Linked DNA regions of Homo sapiens: region 1 is linked to region 2. Evidence: chromatin contacts called from ENCODE Hi-C or POLR2A ChIA-PET data. All regions are on one chromosome and are shown on one strand. Each heading gives the region's core, a stretch centred on a gene start or an enhancer-like site at or near the end of the contact. The rest is flanking DNA. Distances are from core to core; before and after follow the strand shown. Region 1 has its middle 15 kb from the start of FLJ32255. Region 2 overlaps FYB1 (FYN binding protein 1).

Region 1 (5,269 bases), core at 87-2,586, 3.8 Mb before region 2:
GGGAAGACAGAGGAGGAAAACGTCGAGCAGCCCCAGGTGGATGTGTCTGTGTGTGTGTGTGTGTGTGTGTGTGTGTGTGTGTGTGTACCTTGACAGTGGGTAGAGGAAGGGAGAGGAGGGTTGAGGTCTTCCCACTAGAGGAGTGAAATGAGCAGAACTGAGAAAAGAGGTCAGAGAAAAGAAAGAGGAACCTACAAGCCACCACAGAATTTTCTTTCCCCAGAGAATGGTCTCTTGCCCGACTAGGGGCTGGGTATCCTTGTGAAGTCACCGGAGGTTTTCAAGGGGTGGGCTTCCTGGCTTCAGTAGACTCAAGGTCCCTAAGGTCCAGTTAGGATAGGCGCCTGGGAGGGCTCCCGAGTTGGAATAAGAGTCGGAAGAACTGACAGGGCTGGGGGCGCACTAAGCACACTCTACTCCTGAGAGGTGAGGGTGGGGATGTTGGAGGGAAAAAGGGCTGCTTTTTCCTGCCTGCAGGCTTCAGATTCACAGGGGATGTGAGGAGAGGGCGGAGGAGGAGGAAGCAGCGGCTGTTTATGCTGGGAAGATGGCTCAGTTGAGAAGTGAGGCAGATGTGGCCTCAGAGGGTCTGGCGGATGGCTGCCGGGATCACCGGGGGCTGGACTTTGAGATGTCCAGGACGAAGTGTTGCCCTTTCAGTGCTGCCCTCCCTGTGTCTGCTGGAACTGTTGGAGCCGCAGTGCAGCCTAATTTTGACTTCAGGTAAAATAATTCAATATACTGAGGCCCAGGGGGAACAAAGCAAGGTCTACTCCATATCTCTGAACAGCTGGTGTCTTTCAGTGCCTAAACTCAATCAGAATCCTGGGAGCAAAAGTAGCTCTCCAGTGCAGTCCATGCAGGTTACTTCTTGCAACATAGAGGTGACTGAAGCATGGTAAGCAGATCTAGAAAGGCAAACATCTCTAGCAGATCTAGAGAGGCTAGCCAATGTTAGCTAGCAGTGTCTTTATGTTGATAAACCTATTCAGAATGTTAACTTTGTTTGTTGGTTTGTTTGTCCATTTTTGTCTCCCAGGCTGGAGTGCAGTGGTGCGATCTCGGCTCACTGCAACCTCCAGTAATTCTCCCGCCTCAGTCTTTCCAGCAGCTGGGATTACAGGCTCCCCATCGCCACACCCAGAATTTTTTGTAGAGACGGGGTTTCGCCATGTTGCCCGGGCTGCTCTCAAACTCCCGATTTCTTAGTCTGACCAAGTCAGGGTTTAGCTATTTCTTAGCGTAGCAAGTTGAGATTTATTCCAGTTTCGATTTCTAGTTGTAACAATGCTGGCTTTAACCGTGCCTACGTAGTCGTTGCAAGTTCCTGTTTTGTAATAGGAACCCCCATTATAGCCGTTCGTACGGTTTTTAAGTCTTGTAGAAATCTGGGTACTGGAGAATGTAATTAAAAAAAAAATTTAGCAGTGCCTGAAATCTTTTAGTCATACCAAGTGTGATTTCACAATAGAGATTCTCGCCCTGGCTGTGCTTGTGATTTTTCACTCATGCAGAAGTTGAGGTGTCTAGGCTACAGGAACTTTTTGGTGTCGCAAATACCGGTTTAGCCATGGCTGTTTCTTCTTAATCCGAGGAATTTTCGAATAGGCGCAAGAGGCACAGGTTTAGTGCTAATACAAATATAGCCGTAGGATCGCATCGTTCAACACTGCAATTTCTTTGTAGGGTTATTTGTATGTTTTGTATACTCAAAAAAATTTTTTTTGATGTGTCTTTTTCTGGGAGCGAGGTTACTGGTGTATTTTATTTTCATTTCTGTTTGCTTTAAAAATTTATTTTATTTTTTATGTAAATGTTATGTATTTTATTTTTTCTTACCCACTGCCTTCCCCAGGAGAGTAAATGTGGCATAATTTCTTCTACTGATTTTGAGTATCATGTCTCAGCTTCCTACTAACTAGCTTTCTCCCGTGAGTCGGGGAGCAGAGCTGGTGCCTGGTCTCTAGGGTTCTCTTCCGCGGCTCTGTGCCTATGTCGAGCCAGCAGTTTCGCATCAGCACTTTCGCCAATAGCGGAGACTCAGTGTTTTCTCGGCTGCTGCACCGCTGGAAGCGCTGAACACAACAGAACGTTTCGGCGGGGCGCTGTGGCTCACGCCTGTAATCCTAGCACTTAGGGAGGCTGAGGCGGGTGGATCACTCGAGGTCAGAAGTTCGAGACCAGCCTGGCCAGCGGGTGAAACCCCGTCTGTACTAAAAATACAATAATTAGCTGGCCGTGGTGGCGCGTGCCTGCAATCCCAGTTACTCGGGAGGCTGAGGCAGTATGCTTGAACCCAGGTGGCGGAGGTTGCAATGAGACGAGATTGCGCCACTGAACTCCAGCCTGGGTGACAGAGCGAGGCTCCTTCTCAAAAACAAAACAACCCAGAACGTTTCTTGTTCACAAGACTCAGAAGTGCTTTGTGGTAACGCTTCCCCTCTCCTAGCGCCGCCACTTTCCCCGGGCTGGCTGTCTCACGGTCTCAGCCCAGTGATTGGCCGAGGAGGCGCTCTTTCAGCACTTTCGCTGGAAGGGCTTGGGCTCGGTTTTTCTGCCACAGGCGTTTCATTGGGTAGGTGCTTTCTCGGTGGAAGCACTGTACAACCTTCCAAGCCTCGATATTTCTCAGAGACGACGATTTCTTAGTGGCAATACCTTAACTGCACCAAAAACTAAAGTTTGCCGCTGGGTACTCCGCTAGTCGTTCAGTGTCCGCATTTGCTATTGATGCAGGATTTTTGCTTCTAAGCTCAGCTATATCCGGGTCCTTGTCTCACGATCAGGAGGAAGTGGGCACGCGGATATCGAAGAGTGAGTGGAGTAGAATTTATTAAGCGTAAACGAAAGCTCTCATAAAAAACAAGGGTCCTGAAAGCAGGTTGCCGGTTGCTCCTTAACGGCTGAATACAAAGGCTTTTATATGAAAGCTAAGGAGGCTGGGTTCCCTGTTTGTATAAGGCGAGAATCCCGGGTGGCTCCATCCCATTCCCCCAGTGCGCATGCGCGCTCTTAATCCGCAGCAGGCATGCTTAGGCAAGTCCCTTGTGCAAGTTCCCTTATCTGCACAAAACACCAGTCGGAGGTTCTCTGGGGACCCTTCCCTTACAGTCTCCCTAAAGCTGGCTAACTCCTTTCACTATGTCCCAGTATCCCTGGTTCCTCGGACTGGCACTTTCTGAGTCATAGCACCGCTCATTCGTCCGAGCAGAATTGATCTCGGTGGCAGCACCTCTGGTGGGTCAAGCCTGCAGCTTCTCCTGAGCAGTTTCGTTAGTTTTTGGGTCCTAGAACCGCTAGTGGTACCATAGCGGCTCTTCATGGGTTGCAGGACGTTTGCCAACTCCACCCCACGCTGCCTGCCTAGGTTCGGCTACGGGGCAAAAAGAACAGACTCCTGCAAAGGAAGAACCCCGAGGGTTGGATATTTAGGAAAGACGTCCTTTGCAGTGCCACGTCCGCGGATGCTGCACTTGGCTTTCTCCTCCCTCCTGGGGAAGAATTGATGTTTACTTCTCCCCACTCTCCGGGCCGCATTATCCAGGGATTTCGGGGACTAGATTACCTGAGATTTTAGCGCTTCTACTGGATCATCCTTTTGGAAATAATTATCACTTACAATAATGTCTATCCGGGCCGGGTGCGGTGGCTCACACCTGTAATCCCAGCACTTTGGAAGGCCGAGGAGGGTGGATCACGAGGTCAGGAGATCGAGACCACCCTGGCCAACATGGTGAAACCTCGTCTCTACTAACAGTACAAAAATTAGCCGGGCGTGGTGGCGCGCGCCTGTAGTCCGAGCTACTTGGGAGGTTAAGGCAGGAGAATAGCTTGAACCGGGAGGACTGCAGTGAGCCGAGATCCTGCCACTGCACTCCAGCCTGGCAACAGAGCAAGACTCCGTCTCAATAATAATAATAATAATAATGTCTATCCATGTTCTTTAAAAAAGTTTGCCTTCACTATTCTTTATCAACGTTTGGTTGTCTTTCTCAATAAAATAATAGAGAAACATCAAATGCCTTTTGTTTCTTTTGTTTTGTTTGGTTGTTGTTGTTTTAGGATCAAGACCAAGTCAGAGGTCTGTTGCTGGGTAAGGAGTGCAGGTAGGAAAGAAGCCAGGACTCCTCCCACTTACATTCCTTGATTCCTCAACCCAAGCACATACTTGGTAGGACTGTCTTTGGCCAAAAGCTTTTATCTTTCCAAGTTCTTCCTGGGCTCTGACAAGTGCCTGGGAAGTGGTACAGTAGTCCCCAGCTCTACAAATTGCTGTTCTGGAGGGTGGGTTGGCAGAAATGTTGGCTAGTTGAAATGTGAGTGGGGCAGCTTAGGTAGGCAATGATTACCTAAAGACTGTAAAGCCAAGGCGACTAGACCTGTATACCTTGGTGGTGAAGACCTAGGAAACCAGGTCTCCATCACTTATACACTATAAGGTGTAACATTTCAGAAGTAAACTGAAATCTTATGCTTCATATTCCTTTTCAGTAAACTCAGTGGCATATTACACTAATCATGGTGTCCACTTTTTTCCTGAGTTATATACTATTGAAAGATCTTAGAACACTCTAGCACAATGTAAATGTTCATTATATATTAATTACAATTACTTTACATAACTGTTCTTTTTCAGTGATTTTTTTTATACCTCAAATCACCAAACACAAGCCTGAATCCACTAAAATGTCCTTTCTAACACCCTCATTTTGAGACAGCTCGTGGTTCTCTATGATAAGTTCTTGGGTGAGGAGTAACAAATCTAGTTTCTTCAACTGCAAACTCAGTTTCTGATGGTCTTTGGCTAAAGCATATTCACACATACGAGGAATTGATGAAAATGACATCTAGCAGGGACGTTAATGGTTCTTAAATACTTTGGGTTCATTTCTGATTGGCCTTTATTTCTAATAAAGGTATCTGAGGCTGGGCGCAGTGGCTCACACCTGTAATCGCAGCACTTTAGGAGGCCGAGGCGGGTGGATCATTTGAGGTCAGGAGTTCAAGAGCAGCCTGGCCAACATGGTGAAACCCCGCCTCTACTAAAAATACAAAAAATTATCCGGGCGCGGCGGCGGGAGCCTGTAGTCCCAGCTACTCCGGAGGCTGAGGCAGGAGAATGGCGTGAACCCGGGAGGCGGAGCTTGCAGTGAGCCGAGAGATCGCGCCACTGCACTCCAGCCTGGGCGACAGAGCGAGACTCCATCTCAAAAAATAATAATAATAAAATAAATAAATAAATAAATAAAATAAAAATTAGCCAGGCGTG
Region 2 (5,208 bases), core at 205-2,704:
TCCGTGTATGTCTTTCTTCATTTGAAAAAACGAGTATAATACCACCTACTTCGCCAGCACATTATAATCACTACATGAGATTCGTTGTAAGTGCTTAATACAGAATTTGACATATAATAGTATCAAAATAAGTGAGCATTGTCTATAATTTTATTACTTTTATTAGCATTAAAATTTTATCACCAGCCCCATGATATTCTGATCATCTTATAGTATAAATCATTTTATATTATACTATATTATTCTAGGAATCATGAAACTGCATTTTACTTACTTCTGTTTGTAATATAGAAATGTATTTGTGATTTATGATGCCAGAGTCAAACAATGATTGTTGGAAGAGAGGTTTCCCACCAGAAGTCCATGAAATTTCTGCGCTCAGATGCCTCCTTCCCTACAGCAAAGGCTGGTAGAGAGCAGTAGGCGGCACCCAAGTGGCACTAGGTCACAAGTGCCCCCAGATTTTGCCATCTCCTACTGGCTGAAGCCAAGCGAAGGCATCTGACTCAGCCAAGCAGAGGTGGAGAGGCTGCAAAGCCAGTATAGATGGCTGTTATCCCAAGACACTGGTATTATCAAAGGCAGTTTTCGAAGGTCATTGTTTCCAGAGTGCATTTGCTTTCCCCATTACCTGTCAACCTGGAAGAAATAAATAAATGTGGCCAATGGATTTGCTCTGGATTATGATTGGCCACAGCTGCTTAGATTGGCAACTTCCAGGGAAAATGCTTCTTAGTGTGCTGCTACAGACCCTAAAATTTTTTGAGATTGGAGTTTTTACATGAACTCCAACAAAAAATGCCCTAAACACACCTGACTAGGCATGAATTTTCATATAACAGGGCTTCCAGATAAATTATTTGCTGCATGGTATAATTAGAAAATTATTTATTTGCTTGTAATAAAATGGGAAAGAAGAGAGATTCTATGCTTTAGAAAAAATGAGATTCTATTACTAAATATTTATTCACTAAGATTTAATAGTTATTGACGGGAGCAAAATGAAATGCCTTGCTCAGTGAATGCAGAGACTCCAAAAAGACTATTTTTTCTTGTTAGAAGTAATTATACTAGTGTTCAAATTAACAAACATTCATCTAATAACTCTATATGCCTTTTAAACTAATACTGTTTTCATAGCCTTCTACCTCATTTCTTCCTTTCCAGGTTCTCATCCAATTCTTTAAACCTCTTCCCCAGATATACCCTCCATCTCATCATCTTTGCCCAATGTATTAACTGTTAAAAATATTCATCATTTATTGAGGACTTGCTATATACCACATACACATTATGCCGTTTATTCCTCTCAAGCCATGAATAGGAATTCTATGAGTAAACTAAAGCTCAGAGAGGTTAGGTAACTTGCCCAAAGGCATAACATGACTAAACAAGGCTGGGGTCAATCTCATGTCTTTCTGATTCCGCAGACTGTGTTCCCACCCGCATTCCACTTCCTCGTGCTGGGCTGCCTCTCTTCAAACACAGAATATCACAAGACAATGAATCAAGCATAAATGAAACTCCCAAAATCCTCATTCCTCTCCCTTTCTGTGGCCTTTGGTTGAAACATGCCTTTTGTTTGTTGTCTGTTTTGTAAATACCACTATAAGCTCCATGAAGACAGAAGCCAGTCTGCTTGCCATTCTCTCATTTGGAGTACAAAAGTAATATAAATTTTTGTTAGCTTCTCAAGTTTATTCTTTCACAGAATTCTATTTAACCAGACCGGGTGCGGTGGCTCATGCCTGTAATCCCAGCACTTTGGGAGGCCGAGGCGGGCTGAACACCTGAGATCAGGAGTTCAAGACCAGCCTGGCCAACATGGCGAAACCCCAAAAATACAAAAATTAGCCAGGCATAGTGGTGCGCACCTCCCAGCTACTCAGGAGGCTGGGGCAGGAGAATCATTTGAACCCAGGAGGTGGAGGTTGCAGTGAGCCGAGATTGCACCACTGCACTCCAGCCTGGGTGACAAAGCGAACCCTATCTCAAAAAAAAAAAAAAAAAAAGAAAGAATTATATTTAACTAGAATTTATTTACTCCCAGATTTTGTTCAGTATTAGATTTTAATACTCTATAGCTTAGCAATTGTTTTAACACAATAGATAACCCCTGCCAGTAGACTTGTACTCAACTGAATGGAGCTTGGACACAAAATAAATGTTATAAGAGAGGGTCTATCTTGCAGATCTATTGAGCTCCCTTCCTTGTAAACTGTAAGCTTGACTCTAACATGTTGCTTTCTGATCATGAAGCTAAATTTTTTTTTCCTAAGAACAATTTAAGGTTACAAAAGACTAAACGTTTTTTTTAAAAAAACCCAAAATATCAAAATATTCTCTGAACTAACCTTTCCTTTGCTTCCTTTTGGGTCCTGAGCCAGTTCTGAAAGGGCTTCTTCCCATGTGTCAACACAATGCCTCACCAAAGTTTGGGTTCATAAGAATCCCTGGCCTGACTATTGGTTTGCATGTATGATTTAGTAAAAACCTGCTGGGAAATATTCAGTTTGACCCTTTTTTCTAGTCTTGTTCTTAATACTGCTGAGAGACCAAGACTGATTTTTTCCATATGTTAGCTATAGGAATGATCAGTTAAGCACCTTGACAGCAACAGGTGTAAGGCGAGGGCCCCAGAGGGCATTAACAAAAGACTGATGGCCCCCTCCTCATCTGTGTATGTATCATTTAACTAATCCAGCCTACAACAACTTGAAACCAAAAGGTGCCTGGGCTATTTTCACCAGCAAGTAACTTGTTTCCAGGAGTGGGTAAGATTTTCCTTCACAGGCCCCAAAGCTATCACCTTTCTTTTTCCCCCCATTCTCCTTTTATGTGTACTCTCTTAACATGACCTTATTAGATATTTACATATTGAAAACTGTTTTATATCAGCATGTGGCAGTATTTTCCAAATTGTTGCTCCTAGCCACCACAGGGAAAAAGGATTCTATGTTCACATTTTAGAAACGTAGCGGTAAGTGCTATTCTTTAAAGCAAGATTTCTCCAAGTATTAATATGTCACTGTGCACTGGGAACGTAAGAACATGATACAAAAAGAAGAGATCCCGGGATGCTTTGACTGAAACGGCTCACAGACTGGACTATTACAGGACACTGAATCACTGGAGGCAAAGCTCTCTCATACACAGACTGGAATTTGGAGTTGCTCAACGGCGTGGTTCAGCTTCGGGTAACAGCCAGGCCCTCAGCACACCCTGCACGCTCGTTCTCCCAGGACCTGGTGCACACTTTGTGGCTGGTGTCACTCTTCTTTTTACTCCAGCCCGAGCCCAATTTATTCCACCCACCCTCCTTAATCCCTGAAAAAGCAGTTGTCCAGAAGACCTCCAGGGCTTCTTCCTTCTGGTGCATGTTGACGTGTCTGAGGAACACACTTACTATTAATCAGGCAGCTTACCTGGGTTTAACCCCATAATCGAAATGCCTCAGAAAGACTCTCTTCCCTTAACCACACTGTCCCTGGTCAAATTTTACGAACTACCCCTATTAATCTTCCCTCTTTGAAACTTCTTTCTTCTGCTCTTCTAAGATAAGCCAGCAAACAAACTGTTCCCTCTTGTTTCCTATCCCAGCAGCATCCGTTGGTCTTTTTTAATGCAAGATATCCTCCCTTCCTTCCTTCCTTCTTTCCTTCCTTCCTTCCTTTTTCTGTCTTTCTTTTTTATTTTTTGAGACAGGGTCTTGCTTTGTCACTCAGGCTGGACTGCAGTGGCACAATCACAGCTCACTGCAGCCTTGAACTCCTGGGCACAAATCCCTCCACTTCAGCCTCCCGAATAGCTGGGACTACAGGCACATATTACCACGTCCAGCTTTAGTATTTTTTAAATTTTTTGTAGAGACAGAGTCTTGCTTTGTTGTCCAAGATGGTCTAAAACTCCTGGCCTCAAACAATCCTCCTGCCTCAGCTTCCCAAAGTGCTGAGATTACAGACATGAGCCACTGCACCCAGCTAATGTTTCATTTTTATAAGCAGTCTACATGGTCTTTATTTCAAGATTCTGGCATTTAAATTTACTGTGGAGAAGTATGCAGACAACCTAAATTTCCCTCTTTGAAAATGATTTGCTTTTCTGCCTGGATTTCCAAAGAAATCTTTGTCCTTAAGGTCAAGAATCTTAGCCAGGATATGTCTGTGTCAATCATTTTATCAGTATTCTCTCAGGCTCTCAGGAATTTACTGTGCTATATGAATAGGGGTCACACTAGTTCTTTTGATCTGGCTGATGGATGACAAGTGCATCTGCAAGTTCTAATCCAGTGTGATAAATTTGCCTTCCCCTCAGAATTGCGATTTGAGTTCTGAGTGTGACTTTGAATCCACTCTTCTGTGGCATAAATGTTAGCTGTGCTCGTCTCCAGGGTAGTCCTTACTGGGGACCCAGATTCCGTTCCATTTTCTGAGATCTCATTCAGTGCCCTGTACCAGGGCAGGGCCAGCCCTGGCAGCTCATCCCCCTTCTGCCTCTCGTGTGATCCTGTTGTGGTATTTAGGACTTTTATGCTGAAGGATTTTCCTTGACCTTCCCAGGCTGCTCACTCACCTTACAGTTTGCTTCTCCAACCTGGAGTGTATTAGAGAGAATTCACAGGCTTGTCTAGAACCACTGTCTTCCCCCAGTATTGCTTCTGGATGTAGAGAACAGGTGGGAAGGTTAGCTCTCCTCCGGTGGCACCAGAACCTTCTATTTCTTCCCTTAGCCATGACTTTTTGAAGTTTATGCATGATGTTATCTTCCCTTTCTTGTGAGGTGACCGCTAGTGAGTTTTAGATAATGTTTGCCTTGACTTATTTTCTTTTTTAGTATTTTTAACTTGGGAATTGGAGGAGGGACACTCTGAAATTTCCCATCCTCATTTTTAAATACCAACTAAATACTTAAATTATAGTCTAAGGATCAACATTTCCAAAAAGATCATCGATTTGCTCCCTCACAAGGCAGACAGCAAGATGGCAGAACTATTAATAACATGCATTGAGTGCCCACCCCAAGCCTTGTTCCATGCTCTCTGGACCATGCTCACTGGTCAAGGACACTCAGGTGTCCTCTAACCCCTCCCCAAGTCTCCTACTCTGAGGAGTCTTGTGGACATGATCCCAGTGGGGTATGGGGAAGTTCCAGGTCTGGATGCCTGGACTGTGATAGAGTCTGCCCTCTCCTAACCTGCAAATGCCTTGA

Evidence for each region. Hi-C counts contacts between places; a loop is a spot of excess contacts on that map. ChIA-PET counts read pairs that join two places held with the same protein, here RNA polymerase II (POLR2A). Pooled maps may share reads with other maps.
Region 1: a loop to region 2 is called in a pooled map, with 4 times the contacts of the local background. The contact joins two enhancer-like sites. A Hi-C loop is called at or near these places in 3 of 168 maps with a recorded cell type or tissue (CD4-positive, alpha-beta T cell and naive thymus-derived CD4-positive, alpha-beta T cell) and 4 of 50 pooled maps. POLR2A ChIA-PET finds 5 or more read pairs at or near these places in 4 of 52 experiments (T-cell, activated naive CD4-positive, alpha-beta T cell and activated naive CD8-positive, alpha-beta T cell).

The regions. Positions count from the first base shown.
Region 1 is chr5:43,005,483-43,010,751 of GRCh38, reverse strand. No RefSeq gene overlaps it. Among named protein-coding and RNA genes, the nearest start is that of FLJ32255, 15 kb to the right of the region's middle. RefSeq lists enhancers at 67-567, 3,036-3,085, 2,571-3,423 and a silencer at 2,506-2,595. Within about 2 kb of position 1,336, at least 39 of the 41 ENCODE cell types and tissues checked have a DNase peak (open chromatin) inside an H3K27ac peak, as active enhancers do; they include CD4-positive, alpha-beta T cell, where a contact is called at or near this core.
Region 2 is chr5:39,193,013-39,198,220 of GRCh38, reverse strand. The region is part of intron 2 of FYB1 (FYN binding protein 1); the gene reads left to right. Among named protein-coding and RNA genes, the nearest start is that of FYB1, 24 kb to the left of the region's middle. RefSeq lists an enhancer at 3,380-3,674. Within about 2 kb of position 1,454, at least 8 of the 41 ENCODE cell types and tissues checked have a DNase peak (open chromatin) inside an H3K27ac peak, as active enhancers do; they include CD4-positive, alpha-beta T cell, where a contact is called at or near this core.